Regions from separate parts of the Homo sapiens genome. Here region 2 is linked to region 1. The links are chromatin loops, found by intact Hi-C in ENCODE. Cell type or tissue: endothelial cell of umbilical vein. All regions are shown on one strand.

The links. Peaks named below come from ENCODE experiments on the same cell type or tissue, not always from the same donor. Only the 100,000 strongest peaks of a DNase experiment are listed, where the experiment ranks them.
Region 2: a loop joins it to region 1, with 2.5 times the contacts of the local background. A loop is called at or near these places in 3 of 110 quality-filtered maps.

The regions. Positions count from the first base shown.
Region 1 is chr12:62,812,251-62,814,750 of GRCh38, reverse strand. The region is part of intron 2 of PPM1H (protein phosphatase, Mg2+/Mn2+ dependent 1H); the gene reads left to right. Among named protein-coding and RNA genes, the nearest start is that of PPM1H, 120 kb to the left of the region's middle. In endothelial cell of umbilical vein, a CTCF peak has its summit at 1,322 (motif pointing right); a DNase peak (open chromatin) is centred at 1,370.
Region 2 is chr12:62,865,421-62,867,920 of GRCh38, reverse strand. All of the region lies in intron 1 of PPM1H (protein phosphatase, Mg2+/Mn2+ dependent 1H), which reads left to right. All of the region lies in intron 2 of LOC105369795 (a long non-coding RNA gene), which reads right to left. Among named protein-coding and RNA genes, the nearest start is that of PPM1H, 68 kb to the left of the region's middle. RefSeq lists an enhancer at 1,322-2,151. In endothelial cell of umbilical vein, no CTCF peak of the experiment used is centred here; a DNase peak (open chromatin) is centred at 950; H3K27ac peaks cover 1,523 bases.

The DNA of each region.
Region 1 (2,500 bases):
GATGAGATGTCACTCAAAGTGGGATTTCTACATTTGTGATAGGCCTTTCCTGCTGTTGATATGGCCCCTCCACCGGTTGTATAAATACCTGAATAGTTAGGGTGGCAAAGGGAAGAATAATATTAAATAAGCTAAGGACTTGTGAATGCTACCAGGAGGATACCACTTTTTCCCTTCAGACAACTATTTCTAAATTAACAGTCTCCAAATCGTAAGTTAAAAACAATTTTTTTGGCAGGGTGTGGTGGCTCATGCCTGTAATTTCACAGCATTGGGAGACCAAGGCAGGAGGGTCACTTGAGGCCAGGAGTTTGAGACCCAGCCTGGGCAACATAGCAAGACCCTCTCTACAAAAAATTTAAAAATTAGCCAGGTGTGGTGGCACATGCCTGTAGTCCTAGCTTCTTGGGGCGGCCAACGTGGGAGGATAGCTTGAGGCCAGGAGTTCCAGACTAGCTTGGGCAAAATAAGGAGAACTCATCTCTACAAAAATAAAAATAAAAAATAAAGCCTGGTGTGGTGGTGCACTCATGGTCCCATCTACTCAGGAGGCTGAGGTGGGAGGATGGCTTGAACCCAGGAGACTGAGGCTGCAGTGAACTATGATCATGCCACTGCACTCCAGCTTGGGTGACAGAGCAAGACCTTGTCTCTTAGAAAAAAAATGCACCCCCAATGTGTTTGTTCATTTATTGATCATTTATTGATATATAACCTACTACTGTGTATCCATAAAGTATATAATTATTTTAAAACTATAAAGATACATTTAAAATTTTTAAATGTTTTAATAATTTAAGGGCAATAAAGATGAAAAGGCAACGTTTTAAAATAACAACAGCTAACAGTGATACAGTGTTAATTGTATGCCAGGCATTGATTTAAGTGTTTTTCACACAGTAACTCATTTACTGTCTTGCTAAGAGCAAAGACTTCCTGCTATCATTAGCTAATATCTCAAGGCAAAATTCATCATTAACAATAGCGAGTATAATTCCATATTTCAACTCTCCCCTTGAGCGTTTCAGAGTATTTTGGCTAGATATGATGATGATGATTGTCAGATATGACTGGATTGTCATTCCTGGGAATATCAAGTGCCAGCTCTGACATGTTCTTATTTGCTCATGTTTTCTATCTGTAGTTTCTTTGCAGAAATTTTTTTAACCTGTTGTCTACTATGTGAGGAATAATTTTAATTTAAAATTTAGTAGTATAATCACCAGTTAGGGGCACAGGTCCCCTGCAATGGGTTGCCATATACCAAAACTAACAGGCATGGAAGAGCACCAGCATCCCATGCACGCGGAGGATTGACTTACGTACCACGCGAGGGCGCCAGTGTCATCCCGAATGAAAACTAGGAAAGCATTTCTAACGTGTCTCTTACACGCCGACCAATTCCCCCTCACATTCATGTGCTTCGTGTGGAGAGCACTCGTCTCAGGGGAAGAGGGATAAAGAGGTTTGCAAAACTCTAGAGCTCTGTGCAGTGAGTAAAGGAAGGCAAAACCGTCGTTTCCTTAAGCTGGAACAAATACCTCAAACCCCACTCCTTGGCTTTGTGTATTTCCTCTCCTACATCTGGGTATTTCTGTTGGTCTCCACAGGAAACGTCTGAGGTTATGTCTAGAACCTCTCCTTCTCAGTTGGCACTCCATAAAGAGGGGATGGGTACCTCACAACCACCCAGATGGCTAACGCTGGCTGTTTTAGTCTATGGATTCCCCGGAGTTCAGGTGCACGTTGATGTAGCTCCTGTTCGAGTAGGGCTAAAATTTAAGCTGGTCATTTTTGACATCTTTGGTTGGCCCTGGGATCAGTATACCTGAAGCTGAATGGACACCACCTGCTTGTTTCTGAAATGACTTCAGCTCCTTGTTTAATAGTTAGATTTCTGTTTGGAACAATCTTGTATTTGTTGAAAGGCCCAAGGAGTCTTTTCCAGTTAGAACTCATTAAGTTCTGGCATACTAGATTTTTTGAAAAATGGGAAAAAGAAAATAAAATTATTAAAAAGCAGTTTCCTTTTGCGAGAAGAGAATGTGATAGTGAGCCTACTGTAGAGAAAGTCTAAAAGAGAAACTGAATTTTCAAGCTCTCAATTTTTCACCTTCTGGAATCTTCCTTCATCAGGCTGCAGATGTATTCCTGAATAGAAGTAGGTAGGCATTTGTGTGTTATAAATTGCATATAAGACTGATTCTTTGTAAATGAAATAATTTAGAGTGCAACTGGAAAACTGCCTCAAAGTTATTGTTTTGTGAGTCAGAAGTGATTTCTGCCAAATTGAATTATATGGTAAGTCAGGAAGGGGCTTGATACTGTTTTTCTTCAAGTGGAGTACACATTTAACTCATGTTTATCTGGAGCAAAAATAAGGTTAAACATTTGTTAGAATGAATATGAGTAATTTTGAAGGTATTATGTCAAGAGCTAGGTTACTCTAATTATGAAGGGTCTGATTTGCATCCTGTGCTGGTGCCCCATCAACATTTTC
Region 2 (2,500 bases), 53 kb before region 1:
CTGTGATGCCCATGAAAAGGCAATGCATTTTGCTCCTAACACTGGTTTTTGGGCATCATAAGCAAATTCCAAAAGAACATTTGCTTTCTTTGCTGGATAAATGTACTCATAAGTCAAGACCATCCTGGCTAACACGGTGAAACCCCGTTTCTACTAAAAATACAGAAAAAAAAAAAATAGCCAGGTGTGGTGGCAGGCACCTGTAGTCCCAGCTATTTGGGAGGCTGAGGCAGGAGAATGGCGTGAATCCGGGAGGCGGAGCTTGCAGTGAGCCGAGATCGCGCCACTGCACTCCAGCCTGGGTGACAGAGTGAGACTCTGTCTCAAAAAAAAAAAAAAAAAAAAAAAAAAAAAAATAGTGCTCATAAGATGTATTTCAGGAGAGGAAGCTACTTTAAAGTCATTGTATCAGCTATGATGAGATCCTAGCGTGTTTTGTTTCCCTGCGGTTATATTTAGCACTAATATGGGTCTATGGGAGGAGGCAGGAAGGTGAATTCAGAAGGAAAGTAGGTAAGAGGGCAAAACAATCAAAGGGGAAAGTTTAAAGATACAAAGTTTGAAGGACCATTGCTCTGGTGTAAAATAGAATTTTCAGCACTTCTAATGTGCAGTAAGTGACTGATAAAGTAAATGACTGATTATCTGAAGTGAGGACCATGGAGATAAAGGCATTGAAGCTATGACTTAGCATTAGATTAGCACAGACAGATGAAAGTGTCAGCCAAATTTAATGCTCCAAATCCAGATCCTGTATTAATAATAAACTCTTCATAATCAGGAGACAGGTTACAAATTACCATGCACTGTCTTAAGTTCTGTAAGCATTCGAGGATCAACTCAGCTTTTTGGTACATTTTTCTGGGTTGTGAATGAGCCACAGGAAAGGCTGGAACTGGAGGTATTTCTTGAATAAACATTTGTGGAATGCCTGCTGTATGTGAAACCTTGAGGCAGGAGGGGGAAAGCATGGGGTGTGGGGTGGAAGGGAGCAGGGTAGAGAAATACTGATTAAGACTGGCCTTGAAGGAGCTCATCCCTAGGGATGAGCGTCATGGACTCAATTCTAAGTGACAGAATGGAGAAAGGGGAACAGTGCTGTACTAGTTATCTATTGCTGTACAGGTTATCCCAGTCTCAGTGGCCTAAAACAAGTATTTATTATGTCACACTGTTTCTGTGGGTCAGGAATCTGGGAGCGGCTTATCTGGGTATTTCTGGCTCAGCCTCTCATGAGGTTCCCATCCTGATATTAGCTGGAGTCATAGGCATCTGAAGATTTGACTGGTGCTGGAGGATCCTATCTGAAATGGCTCACTCCTGTGGTTGGCCAGTTAGTGCTAGTTTTTGGTAGGAAACCTCAGTTCTTTGCCGTGTGCCCTCATGACATAGTAGCTGACTTCCTCGTGGTGAATGATCCAAAAGAGCAAAGAGGAAGCCTTGATGTCTTTTACCACCTGTTTACACACTCTTCCTGCCACCATATTTTATAAACTAGATGCAAGTCATTAAGTCTTGCCCACACTTAGGAGGGAGGGAATTAGGCTTCACTTTTTGAAGGGATGGATGTCAAGGAATTTGTGAACAGGCTTTAAAACCACCAGAGGGGATAAGTGTAGATGTCAGGAAGTACCAAAGTCAGTGCTCCAAACCCTAGTCCTGGAGGAACTGGACAGGCTCTTTACCTCCCAGTGGGATAGCAAGACATCAAAAGGACAGGGTCGGGGAGCCCTGCTGAGATCAAGGGACACAGGAAGAAGAGAGTAAAAAAACAGCTTGACACAAGTCTCTTGGCTTTCCCTCTTCGCAGTTTCTTACTCCAATGACACCCCTCCCACATCTGACATAACTAGACTGCTTGGAAGAGAATGCTTGGAGTTCACCACAGACGTTGGCTTGTATAAATGCATGCTGAGAAAAAGCTCTTTTGCTGAGCTGGAAGTTTAGGGAATTTATAAACTGAGCTGGGACCCAATAGTCGCTGTGGCTACTTATGCATTAAGTGGTTACTACTGGTCAAGAACAATTTGGGTGTTTAACTGGGTCTTATAGGGAGTCTGAAAAATATACTTTTTAATATTCTCTTTACCTAGAAAGAGAAACCTGTTAGAAGTGAGCCCTTTAGGCCAGGCATGGTGGCTCAGGCCTGTAATCCCAGCACTGTGGGAGGCCAAGGCAGGTGGATCATTTGATCCCAGGGTTCGAGACCAGCCTGGGCAACATGGCAAAACCCCATCTCTACTAGAAATAAAAAAAATTAGCAGGACGTGGTGGCACATGCCTGTAGTCCCAGCTACTCAGGAGGCTGAGACATGAGAATAGCTTGAGCCCGGGAGACGGAGGTTAAGTGAGACCTTTAATAATCTAGAAGAGATTTTAAAAAAATGACAAAGGGCCAGAAAAAATGATCCAGAGAGAATACAGTTGGAATTCAAGTGAGGGTGAAGTTCCTAGTGGGAAGGTTTGAGAGCAGGGAGGTCAAAACTAGGAGCTGAACCCT